Regions from separate parts of the Homo sapiens genome. Here region 2 is linked to region 1. Evidence: chromatin loops called from intact Hi-C (ENCODE). Cell type or tissue: endothelial cell of umbilical vein. All regions are shown on one strand. Links, peaks and the distances in the headings refer to the core of each region. The heading gives the core; the rest is flanking DNA. Region 1 overlaps PYM1 (PYM1 exon junction complex associated factor). Region 2 has its middle 16 kb from the start of MMP19.

Evidence for each region. A loop is a pair of places that touch in the nucleus more often than their neighbours do. Peaks named below come from ENCODE experiments on the same cell type or tissue, not always from the same donor. Only the 100,000 strongest peaks of a DNase experiment are listed, where the experiment ranks them.
Region 2: it touches region 1 in a loop (2.5-fold over the local background); 8 of 110 quality-filtered maps call a loop at or near these places.

The regions. Positions count from the first base shown.
Region 1 is chr12:55,901,770-55,910,700 of GRCh38, reverse strand. It overlaps PYM1 (PYM1 exon junction complex associated factor), which reads left to right. Exons shown (of 3, transcript NM_032345.3): 2 at 7,221-7,314; 3 at 8,346-8,931. The coding sequence ends at 8,829. Among named protein-coding and RNA genes, the nearest start is that of PYM1, 22 kb to the left of the region's middle. RefSeq lists a silencer at 1,935-2,083. In endothelial cell of umbilical vein, for the core only: no CTCF peak of the experiment used is centred there; a DNase peak (open chromatin) is centred at 4,450.
Region 2 is chr12:55,853,985-55,862,915 of GRCh38, reverse strand. No RefSeq gene overlaps it. Among named protein-coding and RNA genes, the nearest start is that of MMP19, 16 kb to the right of the region's middle. In endothelial cell of umbilical vein, for the core only: no CTCF peak of the experiment used is centred there; no DNase peak of the experiment used is centred there.

The sequences.
Region 1 (8,931 bases), core at 635-8,634:
AGGCTGAGGTGGGTGGATCACCTGAGGTCAGGAGTTTGAGACCAGCCTGGCCAACATGGCGAAACCCTGTCTCTACTAAAAATACAAAAAATTAGCTGGGCGTGGTAGTGGGCTCCTGTAGTCCCAGGTACTCGGGAGACTGAGGCAAGAGAATCACTTGAACCCAGGAGGCGGAGGTTGCAGTGAGCCAAGATCATGCCACTACACTCCAGCCTGGGCAACAGGGTTAGACTGTGTCAAAAAACAAAAACAGTAATTAGCCAGGTGTGGTGATGCGCTGTAGTCCCAGCTACTCGGCAGGCTGAGGCAGGAAAATCACTTTAACCGGGGAGGCGGAGATTGCAGTGAGCCGGGATCGGGCTACTGCACTCCAGCCTGAGAGACAGAGTGAGATTCCGTCTCAAAAAAAATTTTATATATATATATATATATATATATATATATATATGTATAAAACCAAGCCGTACCTCAAGCACCTAGGGCACATGTTCTCAGGACCTCCTAAGGTCAGTGTCAGAGGCCATGGTCACTTATATTTGGCTCAGAATCTCTAAAAATATTTTACAGAGTTTGACTCTTTTCATCAACACAGGTCACCCTCCTGAGTAGCTGGTAGCACAGGTACATGCCACTAACCATACACAGCTAATTTTTGTATAGTTCGTAAAGACAGGGGTCTCCCTATGTTGCTCAGGCTGGTCTTGAATGCCTGGGCTCAAGGGATCCTCCCATCTTGGCCTCCCAAAGTGCTGGGATTACAGCCATGAGCCACTGTGCCTGACCTTTCGCTATTTATTGATAATGCTTATCATATTCATATGATTATCTCTTCCTCTCTTTTTTGTTTTTATTTTTTCCGATAGTAACTGTTTATGGTAAATTGTGGACATTGAGATTACTAAAATAAAAAGTGTACTGAATTATCTTTGATTTCTTATCCTCTTACTCCTTCCCTAGTTAGTGAATTACCAAATGTTGATTCTTTGATAATGTATCTGCCCTTAGTCTCTTACGTTCCAGTGCCCCTGTTTCAGCCAATTCTGTCCCTTCATGCCAGGATTATCACAATATTTTTTCCCTAACTAGTTTCCATGTCTCTGGTGTTTTTTTTTTTTTTCCAAGTCACCCTTTTATTATGCTAGATTAAATACTCTGAAACACTGCTTTGTATAAAGGATTCATTCATTTATTCAAAGCCCTAAGACAATACTTCGCATAAAGGATTAATTCATTTGACAAATATTTGTTGAGTGCATGCCATGTGCCAGATATTAAAATCTTTAACTGGTATTCAAGGTCTGAACATTCCAGCCCTTGTCTCTGGCTCAGCCTGACTGGTCTATTTGTCGTTGCCTGAAAATGCTATCTACATTCCCATGCGTGAGTTTTTGTTTGAGAACGAACTGTTTCTAATCTACTCTGTCTCCCTTTTTGTTTAGTTTGACTCTTCCTTCAAAGCCCAGCTCTTGTCTCAGTCCTCCCTCCAGGAAGCCTCCTAGTTTTTTTTCTTTGGTTTTTATTCTTGTCACAGCTGGGCAAAAAATATCCATAGTAGTTATGTTTTACTCACCCAGTAAAGTCCAAAGTTCTTGACCTTGTTTTTAAGGCTTTCTGCGATTACCCCATTTTTCATTTCCAACCAGGCTTCCTATTCCCTAACATGAACTGTCTCATTCACCTGAACCTCTCAACTTTCTGTTCCCTACTCACGCCCATTCCCACATCCATGCCTTTCTTTGCTCAAGTTTGAGCCCCTTTGCTCATGATTTTTCTTTCTTCCATGCCCTCCACCTGTCGAATCACCCATTGCCTTTAACAACTTTTTTTGTTTTATTTTATTTTTTTTTTGGAGACAGAGTCTTGCTCTGTCACCCAGGCTGGAGTGCAATGGTATGATCTTGGCTCACTGCAGCCTCCGCCTCCTGGGCTCAAGTGATTCTCCTGCCTCAGCCTCTGGAGTAGCTGGGATTACAGACGCCCAGCCACCACTCCTGGCTATTTTTTGTATTTTAGTAGAGATGGGGTTTCACAATTTTGGCCAGGCTGGTCTCGAACTCCTGATCTCAGGTGATCTGCCTGCCTCGGCCTCGCAAAGTGGTAGGAGTACAGGAGTGGGCCCGTGCGCCTGGACTTTTTTGTTTTAATGTATTAATGATATTTGCATTTTGAACAAAAAACCAATTCATGTAATAATATATAATTCATGTAGGAGGCCCTAGACATTTATTTTAAAAGTCTTTTTTTCTTTTTTCTTTCTTCTTTTTTTTTTTTTGAGAAAGATTTTCACTCTGTTGCCCAAGCTGGAGTGCAGTAGCACGATATTGGCTCACTGCAAACTCCACCTCCTGGGCTCAAGCAATTCTTATGCCTCTGCGTCCCCAGTAGCTGGGATTACAAACGTGCCACCATGCCCAGCTAATTTTTTTATTTTTATTTATTTTACTTATTTTTACTTTTTGAGATGGAGTCTTTCTCTGTCGCCCAGGTTGGAGTGCAGCGGTGCAATCTTGGCTCACTGCAACCTCCACCTCCCGGGTTCAAGTGATTCTCCTGCCTTACCCTCCCAAGTAGCTGGGATTAAAGGCGCCCGCCACCACGCCTGGATATTTTTTGTATTTTTGTAGAGACAGGGTTTCACCATGTTGGCCAGGCTGGTCTCGAACTCCTGACCTCAAGTAATCCGCCCACCTCAGCCTCCCAAAGTGCTGGGATTACAGGCATGAGCCACCATGCCCAGCCTTATTTTTTATTTTTTATTTTTTTGAGACGGAGTCTCGCTCTGTTGCCCAGGTTGGAGTGCAATGACATGATCTTGACCTACTGCAACCCCACTTCCCGGGTTCAAGTGATTTTCCTGCCTCAGCCTCCTGAGTAGCTGAGACTACAGGCACTTGCCACCACACCCAGCTAATTTTTGTGTTTTTAATGGAGATGGGGTTTCACCATGTTGGCCAGGCTGGTCTCGAACTCCTGACCTTAAGTGATCCACTCACCTCAGCTTCCCAAAGTGCTGGGATTACAGGTGTGCACCACTGCGCCTGGCCTCCAATTTTTTTTTTTTTTTTTCCCAGACGAAGTCTCGCTCTGTCACCAGGCTGGAGTGCAGTGGCTCAATCTCGGCTTACTGCAACCTCCAACCCCCTGTTTCAAGTGATTCTCCTGCTTCAACCTCCCAAGTAGCTGGGATTACAAGCGCATGCCGCCGTGCCCGGCTAATTTTTTTTTTTTTTTTTTTTTGTATTTATGTAGAGACAGGGTTTTGTATGTAGAGACAGGGTTTCACCATGTTGTCCAGGCTGGTTTTGAACTCCTGAGTTCAGGCAATCCACCTGCCTCGGCCTCCCAAAGTGCTGGGATTACAGGTGTGAGCCACCTTGCCTTGCCAATTTTTGTATTTTTAGTAGAGGCAGGGTTTTGCCATATTGGCCAGGCTGGTCTGGAACTCCTGGACTTGTGTGATCCACCCACTTCAACCTCCCAAATTGCTGGGATTACAGGTGTGAACCGCCGCATCTGGCCTTAAAAATCTTTTTTCTTTATTTTTACAAAAGTAATACTTAAAATAAGAGAGCTACAACAAAACATATATATATATATATATATGTTAACTTTCTCTCTTAACATATATATATATATGTTTGATATGTATTAACAGTTTGGTATGTGTCCTTGCACACCTTTTTCTTTGTCCCTGTACACAGACTACATGTCTTTAAGTGTTGCCCTTTACTCCAACAAGAATAGTACCATACTGGCTGGGTGCGGTGGCTCACACCTGTAATCTCAGGACTTTGGGAGGCCGAGGCGGGTGGATCACCTGAGGTCGGGAGTTTGCTACCAGCCTGACCAATACAGAGAAATCCCGTCTCTACTAAAAACACAAAATTAGCCAGGTATTGTGGTGCATGCCTGTAATCCCAGCTACTCAGGAGGCTGAGGCAGGAGAATCACTTGAATCTGGGAGGAGGAGGTTGCAGTGAGCCGAGACTGCACCATTGCACTCCAGCCTGGGCAACAAGAGCGAAACTCCATCTCAAAATCAATCAATAAATAAATAAAATAAAATAGTACCATACTCTATATCAGCGATTCTCAAAGTGTGGTTCAGGACCCTTAAGGGGGTCCCTGAGACTCTTTCAGAAGGTCTGCAAGCAAAACTATTCTCATAATCATGCTTATTTATTTGTCTTTTTCATGGGGTTGACTTTGCACCAATGGTGCAAAAGACATGGTTGGTGAAACTGCTGGCCCTGTAAGCATGCATTTGTCAGGGCAGTGGCACCAAATTATACTAATCATTTTGTTCTTCACTGCCACACACTTGCTGTAAATGCCAGTTTCACCTAAGGATATCATTGATGATACAATGAAAATGATTAATTGTATTAAGCCCAGCCCTTGAATACATATTTTTTTAATGTTCTCTGTGACTCATGGGAAGTAAGCATGAAACACTTCTGCTGCATACCGAAGTAGGATGGTTGTCTGAATTGCAAGCTGAACAAACTTTCTTCTCATGGAGCAGTATTTTTTACTTGAAAAAAAAAAACACTGACAAACTATGGTAATTCAGACCTGACTATCCAATGATCATTTTCCTGAAAATGAAGGAAGTGAAAGTGAAGGAAAACAACTGATAGTTTTTCTCGCCAATGATAAAATTCAAACACTTAGGTGAAAATTAGAATTTTGGAAAACTTATTTATTTTATATTATATATAATAATATATATATCTATTAGATATATATAATAATATATATATCTATTAGATATATATAATAATATATATATCTATTAGATATATATAATAATATATATATCTAATAGATATATATATATCTAATATATAATATATATATCTAATATATATAGAAAATTAGAATTTTTGAAAACTTATTTATTTTATATAATAATAATAATATATATATAATATAAAATAAATTTTCCAAAATTCTATAAAATATATATATATATACATATATATATATTTTTTAATTGGGTTGGAGTCTCGCTCTGTCACCCAGGCTGGAGTGCAGTGGCGCAATCTCCACTCACTGCAACCTCCGCCTCGTGGGTTCAAGCAGTTCTCCCTGCCTCAGCCTCCCGGGTAGCTAGGATTACAGGCGCCTGCCACCACGCCCAGCTAATTTTTGTATTTTTAGTAGAGACAGGGTTTTGTCATATTAGCCAGGCTGCTCTCGAACTCCTGACCTCAGATGATCCGCCCGCCTCAGCCTCTCAAAGTGTTGGGATTACAGGCATGAGCTACTGTGCCCTGCCAAGAATTTTGGAAAACTTATATTTCCCATTCTGAGCTTGATAGCTTCCATGTACTTAAATACTTTAGTGATGAGATTAATGAATATGATCTCTTTTAAATATTGTATAATAGGCCAGGCACGGTGGCTCACACCTGTAATCCCAGCACTTTGGGAGGCTGAGGCAGGCGGATAATGAGGTCAGGAGATTGAGACCATTCTGGCTAACATGGTGAAACCCCGTCTTTATTAAAAATACAAAAAAAAAAAAAATTAGCCAGGTGTGGTGGCAGGCGCCTGTAGTCCCAGCTACTCGGGAGGCTGAGGCAGGAGAATGGCGTGAACCCGGGAGGCAGAGCTTGCAGTGAGCCGAGATTGCGCCACTGCACTCCAGCCTGGGCGACAGAGCGAGACTCTGTCTCAAAATAAATAAATAAATAAATATAAATAAATATTGTATAATGATATGCATATTATAAAATAACAGTGTAAAGGGGGTCCTGAAATAAAAAAAGTTAGAGGACCACTACTCCACATGTTATCCTGCAGCTTGCTTTTTCACTTAGTGTATCTTGAACACTAGTCAGTGTCAGAACATTTATTTTATTTTTTTTGAGACTCACTGCAACCTCTGCCTCCCAGGTTCAAGCGATTCTCGTGCCTCGGCCTCCCCAGTAGCTGGGATTACAGACGTGTGCCATCACACCCGGCTAATTTTTGTATTTTTAGTAGAGACAGGGTTTCACCATGTTGGCCAGGCTGGTCTCGAACTCCACTTGATGGCCTTTTAAGTTGCTTTCAGCTTTTTGCTAATTTTTTTTCTTTTTTTTTTTTTTTTTTTTTTTTGAGATGGAGTCTCACTCCGTTGCCCAGGCTGGAGTGCAGTGGCGCAATCTCTGCCCACTGCAATGTCCGCCTCCTGGGTTCAAGTGATTTGCCTGCCTCAGCCTCCTGAGTAGCTGGGACTACAGGCGCTCTCTAGCATGCCCAGCTAATTTTTTTTTGTATTTTTATTAGAGACGGGGTTTCACTATGTTGGTCAGGCTGGTCTCGAACTCCTGACCTCGTGATTCAACCCCCTCGGCCTCCCAAAGTGCTGGGATTATAGGCATGAGCCACCGTGCCTGGCCAGCTTTTTGCTAATTTAAATCATGCATCAACGAATACCCTTTAAAGGCCAGGCGCTGTGGCTCATGCCTATAATCCCAGCAATTTGGGAGGCCGAGGCGGGCGGATCACCTGAGGTCAGGAGTTCGAGACTAGCCTGGCTGACATGGCGAAACCCATTTCTACTAATAATACAAAAATTAGCCGGATGTGGTGGCAGGGGCCTGTAATCCTAGCTACTCGGGAGGCTGAGGCAGGAGAATCACCTAACCTGGGAGGTGGAGGTTGTGGTGAGCTGAGATTGCACCACTGCACTCCAGCCTTGGTGACAGAGTGAAACTCCATCTAAAAACAAAACAAAATGAAACAAAAACCAAATACCCTTTAAATACATCCTCGTGTACTGGTGTGTATGTATCTATGGTATGAATTCCTAAAAGTTGACCTATTTTTTTAAGTTCCATCTAAATAAAATTTCTCCTTTACAACATCCGCTATTGTCATTTCTCCTCCCCGTGGTTTTTGTGTCTTTTTAGCCTCTTGTTCATTTACTGCCTTTCATGTTCCCATGCTATTGCCTTGGTTTTTTAACAAAATTCTTCCTCTGTGCCTATCCTGTCTTACCTACAAATAGAATCTTCTTGAGGGCAAGGATGGTTTCTTGTACGGTGTATTGGCACTCGGTAAATAAATAATGAGAGAGGGATTGAGTGTTGGTATGAGAAAAGGAGCCTAATGGTTGCATTTGGATGAATGGGTGCTGAGAGATGGTATGTACATTTATACATTCTTGTCTCATCTTGTAAAATGTTTGAAAATAAGAGTAATTTTCAACTTGATTTTTCTTATTTTAGGCAAGTATATCGCGTCAACACAGCGACCTGACGGGACCTGGCGCAAGCAGCGGAGGGTGAAAGAAGGATATGTGCCCCAGGAGGAGGTCCCAGTGTACGTGGTTAGGCTTTGCGTAGGGGTTTTCTGATGGGGTCCCTACAGAAGGATAGAATATCCTTATGCCTACAAGTTCAGGGAGGACTCTCCTAAGCCCCAAGGAAATGGAAGGAGGGGCAACTATCTGAGAAAGGAGAGAAAGAGTCTGGGATTCAGGGATGAGTGAGGGTTACAGATCACTAGTCCTATACTTTTGACCTCTGTTCATTAGAACCTCCAGAGCTTTAGGTTCTAGGGACTTCGCTGCATCTTTCCTGCAGAGCAGAGGAAAGTTGGGGAGGGACCATAAAGAGAGAAAGGTGGTCAGGCCCAGTGGCCTACATCTGTAATCTGAGCACTTTGGGAGGCCTAGGCAGGTGGATTACTTGAGGTCAGGAGTTCAAGAACAGCCTCCCCAAAGTGGTGAAACCCCGTCTGTACTAAAAATACAAAATTACAAAATACAAACATCAGCCAGGCGTGGTGGCACGAGCCTGTAATCCCAGCTACTCAGGAGGCTGAGGCAGGAGAATCTCTTGAACCCGGGAAGTGGGAGGTTGCAGTGAGCTGAGATTGCGCCAGTGCACTTCAGCCCTGGCGACAGAGCGAGACTCTGTCTCAAAAACAAACAGGCAGGCGCAGTGGCTCTCTGTAATCCCAAGCACTTTGGGAGGCCAAGATCGGTGGATCACCTGAGGTCAGGAGTTGAAGACCAGCCTGACCAACATGGTGAAACCCCATCTCTACTAAAAATACACAGTTAGCCAGGCGTGGTGGCAGGCGCCTGTAATCCCAGCTACCCGGGAGGCTGAGGCAGGAGAATTGCTTGAACCCTGGAGGTGGAGGTTGCAGTGAGCTGAGATTGCGCCATTACACTCCAGCCTGGGCAACTGAGCGAGACTCTATCTCAAAAAACAAACAACCCCACAAAAACAACAACAAAAAAAGGAAGCAAGAATGTAATGAGGATGAAGTGTTTGGAAGTTTAAGAAAAGGGATCAAAAAGTCAGTAATTCTCTGAAACTCTTGACATCCTTTGTTTCCTGCAGATATGAAAACAAGTATGTGAAGTTTTTCAAGAGTAAACCAGAGTTGCCCCCAGGGCTAAGCCCTGAGGCCACTGCTCCTGTCACCCCATCCAGGCCTGAAGGTGGTGAACCAGGCCTCTCCAAGACAGCCAAACGTAACCTGAAGCGAAAGGAGAAGAGGCGGCAGCAGCAAGAGAAAGGAGAGGCAGAGGCCTTGAGCAGGACTCTTGATAAGGTGTCCCTGGAAGAGACAGCCCAACTCCCCAGTGCTCCACAGGGCTCTCGGGCAGCCCCCACAGCTGCATCTGACCAGCCTGACTCAGCTGCCACCACTGAGAAAGCCAAGAAGATAAAGAACCTAAAGAAGAAACTCCGGCAGGTGGAAGAGCTGCAGCAGCGGATCCAGGCTGGGGAAGTCAGCCAGCCTAGCAAAGAGCAGCTAGAAAAGCTAGCAAGGAGGAGGGCGCTAGAAGAGGAGTTAGAGGACTTGGAGTTAGGCCTCTGAGGCCTTTGGGGAATAGGGAATGGACTGCAGAACAAACCGTGGGGCTCTCTGGGGTCTGGGGGAATACGGGCAACAGCAGTCAGGAGGGGTACCCCCCATACT
Region 2 (8,931 bases), core at 551-8,550, 48 kb after region 1:
CCAGGTTAAAGTGATTCTTGCCCCTCAGCCTCCTGAGTAGCTGGGATTACAGTCGCGTGCCACCACACTCAGCTAATTTTCCTAGTTTTAGTAGAGACAGGGTTTCACCATGTTGGCCAGGCTGGTCTCGAACTCCTGATCTCAAGTGATACACCTGCTTCAGCCTCCCAAAGTGCTGGGATTACAGCATGAGCCACTGTGTGTGGCCTAATGTTTGTTTTTGAGACAAAGTCTCTCTCAGTCACCCAGGCTGGAGTGTAGTGGCAAAATCATGGCTCACTTCAGCATTGAGCTCATGGGCTCAATCAGTCCTCCCTCCTCAGCCTCCTGAATAGCTGGGACTACAGATGCATGCCACTGGATAATTTTTGTATTTTTTGTAGAGATGGGGTTTTGCCATGTTGCTCATGCTGGTCTGGAACTCCTAGGCTCAAGTGATTCACCAGCCTTGGCTTCCCAAAGTGCTGGGATTACAGGCATGAACCACTGCACTTGGCCTTGAGCTATTTATAGTTTATAACAATTGGGTAAATTATACTTCTATGAGCAAAATCAAAATATTTGCTTTTCTCTCTGCCTGATTTCTCCAGAATTCAGAAACTGTTTGTGAAGATTCTTAGTTTATGGCAATATGGTTATTTGAAAAATTTCAATAAGAATCCGTTTTCTTTTGTAAAGAGACACAATTGGAGCCTTATTTTACTAAGGCTGTGACAGGACTGGCATATTTTCAAATATGACCAATTGTTTTCAGGAATTGAAGTAGACTTTGCAGAGTTGATATAAAGCCTCCTGGAAAGCCTGGCCTGCTACCTTGTCTACATATTTCCCTTAACAAGGTTTCTGACTTGTGATAAGTAAAGAATGTCACTTTCTGACAGGTCTAGGAATTTCTTTCATTCTTTTTTTTTTTTTTTTTTTAAGACAGTGTCTCACTCCATCACCCAGGCTGGCGTATAGTGGCATGCTCTCAGCTCACTGCAACCTCTGCCTCCCAGGCGCAAGTGATTTTCAAGCCTCAGCCTCTCAAGCTGGGATTATAGGTGCCCACCATCATGCCCGGCTAATTTTTGTATTTTTAGTAGAGACGGGGTTTTGCTGTGTTGACCGGGCTGGTCTCAAACTCCTGGCCTCAAGTGATTCGCATGTCTCAGCCTCCCAAAGTGCTGGGATTATGGGCATGGGCCACCGCACCCAGCCCAGGTCTAGGAATTTCAAGGTATTTTGAGGACCTTGGGAAGAAAAGAATTCACCAGATTCATATAGGTGTTACAATCTGATGATAAATCTTTGACGTGGGTTTCTAGCCTTCAGGCTTTTAAAAGTCGAATCTAAAATTCCTTATTAAAAAATTCTGGCCAGGTGCCGTGGCTCATACCTGTAATCCTAGCACTTTGGGAGGCTGAGGCGGGCGGATCACTTGAGGTCAGGAATTCAAAACGAGCTTGGCCATCATGGTGAAACCCCATATGTACTAAAAATACAAAAAATTAGCTGGGCATGGTGGTGCACACCTGTAATCCCAGCTACTAGGGAGGCTGAGGTAGGAGAATTGCTTGAATCCGGGAGGCGGAGGTTGCAGTGAGCCAAGATCGTGCCACCGCACTCCAGCTTGGCAGACAGAGTGAGATTCCATTTCAAAAAAAAAAAAAAAAAAAATTTCAGCAAAGACAACTTTAAAAGATACTATATATACTATATGACCAATCACTATTCTTGCTGCACTTTATGCAGATAATCAGGCCACGTATAATACAAGTAAAATGTATTTTGCAAATAAATTGATCCTATTATTATTTGTCTTTGGTAGAAGTAGAAATGGGGAACTGGAAAGAGAAAAATTATGTTTCACAAAAAAATATAGTACACATGATATTAGATTGTAGCCTTGGCCGTTGTTTTTGAGTCTTTATTATTTGCCTACAATTTGGACTGAATCTGAATTCTTTCCCAGATACAAGTCTCCAAACTAATGTTTTCAAATTTTCCTGCGATTTTTCTGACTCAGACTCACTAAAAATTAAAATTGTGCTTTTATTGAAGCCCTGCATACTGAAGCTAGATAGCTTGATGTATACTCCAGGAGAAATCACCACAGCAACTTATGTAGAAACAGCATTTGTGCTTGCTAATGTATAGAATACTCAGAAAGTTCACCTGAACACCTGGTTCGAATTACAATTCAGAAAAATCTGTCGGATTGCATTGGCAATCTGAAGATACTTTAGAGACTCTGCAAAAATGAATTTATAGACTACTCCTGACATTAACTTTTGCTCTTCTTCCGTTTCCATATAAATGACTCTTATTAAAGATCTGTTTGTCTGCATCATAAATAGAGGCCTAGCCCATCTGCAGTGGCACCGCCTAGAATGGGACACAGCTGTTTAACCAAACTGATCTATTCTCAGAACTAAGACTCTGATTAATGAAGAAATGGGATGATACATTTAAATTTGCTCTTTTCTGCTTATCCAAATTTGTCAGCTCCTTTCTCTATCTCTATCTAACAACCTTCAACTCAAATCTCTCCAAAGCTATCAACCTGACTTTTAATATTTGAATCATTTTTAAGTTTCAAAGTGGGGACTGAAGGAAATAAAAATGTTTTACCCCAAAATATATTTATTTGATATATTCTGAGATGGCTGTCAGAGAGCCAGAAAATAGTAGCTCTGTAAAGCTGTATTTTGTGGGGGAAGATTTGCATCTGTAAGAATCTGCATTGATACAGCTTGGCCTTCCCTTGCCCAAATCCAGAGAAGATTCAGTGAGAGTCTGACACCTTTAAACCCCTGAAAGAAACATGTACCATCAATCCTCTTTGAGGGCTGCTGCTTGAGAGGTTTCATTTGCAGTACAAGACCACCTTTGCTAGCCAGGCCTCTTCTCGCCTTCCCATTATCTGTTTTGCCACTATAACTTGATTTACCACTGTAGCCTGTTTTTGGCCATGCTCTGAGCCCCATTCTATCTGTAACCTCGAGATGGTATATAAGCTTCTGCACCACACTGGGGATAGGATAATCATTCTACGGCTGTCTCCCCTGTACACATTATTAAGTTTGTATGCCTTTTCTCCAATCAATCTGCCTTTTGTGAGTTGAGTTTTCAGTGAACCTTCAGAGGCTAGAGGGTAAGTTTTCCTTTGGCCCCTACAAAACCTTACTGAGAAAAGGTACAAGAAAGATAAATTGTGAGCTTGAATTTCTGAAGATGCCTTTATTCACCTTTCACATTTGACTTATAGTTTGGCTGGGTATTTAATTCTAGGTTAAAATAATTTCTTTCAGAATTTTAAAGGCATTTTTTTTTAACGTTAGCCTTCAATATTGCATTGAGAAAACAGATGTCATCTCATTCCTGATACCTAATATATGACTTGTGCTTTCTCTCTGAAAGTTTTAGGGGCTGGGTGCAGTAGCTCATGCCTGTAATCCCAGCACTTTGGGAGGCCGAGGTGGGCAGATCACCTGAGGTCAGGAGGTTGCGGCCAGAGTGGCCAACATGGTGAAACCCCATCTCTACTAAAAAAATACAAACAAAGGGCCGGGCGCGGTGGCTCACGCCTCTAAACCCAGCACTTTGGGAGGCGGAGGTGGGCGGATCACGAGGTCAGGAGATTGAGTCCATCCTGGCTAACAGGATGAAACCCCGTCTCTACTAAAAATACAAATACAAAAACAAAAACAAAAAAGTTAGCCGGGCATGGTGGCGGGCGCCTGTAGTCCCAACTAGTCGGGAGGCTGAGGCAGAAGAATGGCGTGAACCCGGGAGACGGAGGTTGCAATGAGCCGAGATCACGCCAATGCACTCCAGCCTCGGCGACAGAGCGAGACTCCGTCTCAAAAAAAAAAAAAAAACAAACCTGGGCGAGGTGGCTCACGCCTGTAATCCCAGCACTTTGGGAGGCTGAGACTGGAGGATCACGAGGGCAGGAGATCAAGACCATCCTGGGCAAGCAACATGGTGAAACCCTGTCTCTACTAAAAATAAAAAAAAATTAGTCAGGTGTGGCAGCGGGTGCCAGTAATCTCAGCTACTTGGGCGGCTGACGCAGGAGAATTGCTTGAATACAGGAGGAGGAGGTTACAGTGAGCCGAGATCGCACCACTGCACTCCAGCCTGGGAGACAGAGCGAGATTCCGTCTCAAAAAAAAAAAAAAAAAATATCGGCCGGGTGTGGTGGTGGGCGCCTGTAATCCCAGCTACTCAGGAACCTGAGGCAGGAGAATCGCTTGAACCCGGGAGGCAGAGGCTGTAGAGAGCCAAGATTGTGCTACTGCATACTCCAGCCTGGGCAACAGAGCAAGACTCTGTCGCAAAAAAGAAAAAAAAAAAAAAGAAAGAAAAGAAAGTTTTTGGGATCCGCTCTTTAACTTGATGATGTGATTGGTATATTTCTATCTTTATTTTTATCTTTCTGAATGCTTAGAACACTTTTTTAAATTTTGAGACTAATCTTCAGTTTTGGAAAACTTCTTTTTTGAGACAGGGTCTTGCTCTGTCACACAGACTGGAGTGCAGTGGCACAAACACGGCTCACTGTACCCTTGACCTCCCAGGCTCAAGAGATTTTCCCACCTCAGCCTCCGGAATAGCTGGGACTACAGGTGCTCGCCACCACGCCTGGCTAATTCATTTTTATTTTTTGTAGAGATGGGGTCTTCCTGTGTTGCCCAGGCTGGTCTCAAACCCCTGGGTTCAAGTTCTTCCTGCCTTGGCCTCCCAAAGTGCTGGGACTACAGGCTTGAGCCTCTGTACCTGGCCTGGAAAGCATTTTCATATTATTTCCTTGGTAATTTCCTCCTTATTTCTCTCTCTGTTGTTCCTTTCTGATATTATATCTTCTCAACTGACATTTGAGTTTTCTATCCTTTTCACTCCTATTGTCACTCATTTAGTCTTTTTGTTCTACTTAGAGATTTCCCTGACTTTAGCTTCCAGCTTTTCCAATGGAATGTTTTTATATTGGTTATCATACTTTAAATTTCCATGACTTTTTTCTTGTTCTTTGAATTATAAAAAATAGCACCTTTTCACTTTGATAAGCCAAGGCAAGGAGTTTGAGAGCAGCCTGGCCAACATGGCAAAACCCCGTCTCTGCTAAAAATACAAAAATTAGCCAGGCATGGTGGTGCTCGCCTATAATCCCGACTACTCAGGAGGCTGAGGCAGGAGAATCACTTGAATCTGGGAGGCAGAGGTTGCAATGAGCCAAGATCGCGCCACTGCTCTCCAGCCTGGGCGACAGAGTGAGACTCTCAAAAAAAAAAAAGAAAGAAAAAAATAGCACCTTTCATTTCATGGCACTGATGTTTTCTCCTGTCCAAAAATATATATATTTAAAAAGCAATCTTTTTCTGTTGCTTATTCTGTTTCTCCAAGTCTTTTTTTTTTTTTTTTTCTTGTTTGTTCTGGTCTCAGTTTTCCATATTGGAAGTTTTCCTCAGATGTCTTGTGAACTGTGACTGTTCATTTATATGTAAGAGTGTGGAACTAAAAAACCTAGTTAGAAGCTCTGTGTGTTTCACAGTGACCTGCTGATGATGAGTTTCACTGTGGGGAAGCAGGCAGTGTGTTGGCTTTTTGTCAAGGGGCTACCCAAGTATCAGTGTTTGTGCTTTCCTCTGGAGCTATTCAGTCCTGCCAGAGAAGAATACTCCAGTTTTCTGTATGGTGGGCGAAATTCTGGATGCCAGTACACTGGCAGCGGGGAAGGACAAGGAGTCTCATTCTTCAGTATGGTAACTCTGATAGGCAGAAAGAGTGCCCCCACCTCCAGATATATATTTACTTCCTATTCCCCAGGACCTGTGACTATTACATTATTTGATGAAAGAGTTAAAAGTACCTTGCATATGGCTGGGTGCAGTGGTTCAGGCCTGTAATCCCAGCACTTTGGGAGGCTGAGGTGAGCGGATCACGACGTCAGGAGATCGAGACCATCCTGGTCAAACGGTGAAACCCCATCTCTACTAAAAATACAAAAAATTAGCTGAGTGTGGTGGCAGGTACCTGTAGTCCCAGCTACTCAGGAAGCTGAGGCAGGAGAATCCCTTGAACCTGGGAGGTGGAGGTTGCAGTGAGCCAAGATCACACCACTGCATTCCAGCCTGGTGACAGAGCAAGATGCCGTCTCAAAAAAAAAAACAAAAAAAAAAACACCAAAAAAAAACAACAACAAAAAAGTACCTTGTATAGCAAAAGATATGATTAAATTAAGGATTTTTAAGAAAAAGAAAAAAGATTTTTTATTCTGGATTATCCAGATGGGCCCTAAACACTATTACACACACCTTTATAAGACAGAGGCAGAGGGAGGTGAGATGGTTAGATGGAGACCCTCACAAAGGAGAAGATAATGTGAAGACGAAAGCAGAGATTGGAATAATGTGGACGTAAGCCAAAGAATACCTGGAGCCACCAGGGGCTGGAAATGGCAAGGAACAGATTTTCTCCAAGGCCTTTGCAGGGTGTGTGACCCTGCTGACACCTTGATTTCAGACTTCTGGCCTCCAGGACAGTGACGGAATACATAGCTGTTGTTTGAAAGCCAGCCAATTTATGGTATTTTGTTTTAGTAGCCATAGGAAAGGAATACAGTGACTTTCACTTAAATCTCTGCTTTCAGTCTGGTTTCATGCCCTGCTCTGCCTCCCCAGGATCAATTTCTCTGGAGAACAAACCTCACATCTGCTGGGAATTTGCCTGGGCCTGGTGAGAGAAACACAAGTATAGGGGCCTCAATAAATTTTATTTTTTCAGACAGATTCTTGCTGTGTCACCCAGGCTGGAGTGCAGTGGCATGATCTTGGCTCACTAAAACCTCCACCTCCCAGGTTCAAGCGATTCTTATGCCTCAGCCTCCCGAGTAGCTGGGATTACAGGCTTATCCCACCACACACACCTGTAATCTAATTTGTGTATTTTTAGTAGAGATGAGGTTTCACCATGTTGGCCAGGCTGGTCTTGAACTCCTGGCGTCAAGTGATCTGCTCGTCTTGGCCTCCCAAAGTGCTGGGATTACAAGCGCGAGCCACTGTGCCTGGTCCACAAACTTTTTTACTGCGGATCTTATATAAACTATATGTCTTATTTAAATTATCCCTTCCCCTGCCATCTGAGAGATTGATGCCTTCAATTTCTGATACTTCTGGAATAAAAGAGACAGGGTCGACCGTGCGCGGTGGTTCACGCCTGTAATCCCAGTACTTTGGGAGGTCAAGGCAGGTGGATTACTTGAGGTCAGGAGTTCGAGACCAGCCTGGCCAACATGGTGAAACCCCATCTCTACTAAAAATACAAAAAATTAGCTGGGTGTGGTGGCAGGTGCCTGTAATCCTACCTGCTCAGGAGGCTGGGCAGGAGAATCACTTGAACCTGGGAGGCAGAGGTTGCAGTGAGCCGACATCATGTCATTGCACTCCAGCCTGGGTGACAACAGCGAAACTCCATCTCAAAAAAAAGGAGACAGGGTCAGGGCATAAATTGGTTTGCTTCCTGTTTGTTTCACCTTCCATGGGCATTTAGGCTTCAACTCTCTCCAAACTATATGTTATCACTCCTCTATTTGATTTCCCTCTTCCAAAAATGTGTTGTCATCTCCCATGCATTGACTCTTCTCCTGTTCTCCTTGTCCTTGTGGGTTTATTCCTTTATTAACATTTTAGAGGACAGAGTGAACATAAATGCATGTAATTAATTAATTAATTTTTAAAATATATATATTTTTATTATACTTTAAGTTCTACAGTACATGTGCACAACATGCAGGTTTGTTACATATGTATACATGTGCCATGTTGGTGTGCTGCACCCATTAACTTGTCATTTACATTATGTATGTCTCCTAACGGAGTCTCGCTCTGTCGCCCAGGCTGGAGTGCAGTGGCGCGATCTCTGCTCACTGCAAGCTCCTCCTCCCGGGTTCACGCCATTCTCCTGCCTCAGGCTCCCAAGTAGCTGGGACTACAGACGCCCGCCACCACGCCTGGCTAATTTTTTTGTATTTTTAGTAGAGACGGGGTTTCACCGTGTTATCCAGGATGGTCTCGATCTCCTGACCTCGTGATCCGCCCGCCTCAGCCTCCCAAAGTGCCGGGATTACAGGCGTGAGCCACCGTGCCCGGCCTAATTAATTAATTTTTGAAACAGGATTTCACTCTGTCGCCCAGGCTGGAGTGCAGGGGTGTGACCACAGCTCACCATAGCCTTGATCTCCTGGGCTCAAGCAATCCTCCTGACTCAGCCTCCCGAGTAGCTGGGACCACAGGTACACACCACCATACTCAGCTAATTTTTGTTTTTTTTTTTTGTTTTGAGACGGAGTCTCACTCTGCTGCCCAGGCTAGAATGCAATGGCATGGTCTCGGCTCACTGCAACCTCCACTTTCCAGGTTCAAGCGATTCTCCTGCCTCAACCTCCCAAGTAGCTGGGATTACAGGCGCCTGCCACCATGCCCAGCTAATTTTTGTATTTTTAGTAGAGACGGGGTTTCACCATGTTGGCCAGGCTGGTCTCGAACTCCTGACCTCATGATCCACCCACCTTGGCCTCCCAAAGTGCTGGGATTACAGGCGTGAGCCACCGCGCCTGGCCGTTTTTGGTTTTTTGTAGACATGGGGTTTTGCCATGTTGCCCAGGCTGGTCTTGAACTCCTGGGTTCAAGGGATCCTCCTGCCTCAGCCTCCTAAAGTGGTAGGATTACAGGTATGAGCCATCACATCCAGCCTGACACTGATCTTTTTACTGTTTCCATGATTTTGCCTTTCCCAGAATGTCATATAGTTAGAATCATACATACAAGCTACATCATAGCATGTAGCCTTTTCAGATTGGCTTGTTTATTTTATTTTGTTTATTTATTCATTTATTTTTGAGATGGGGTCTCACTCTGTCACTTAGGCTGGAGTGCAGTGGCATGATCT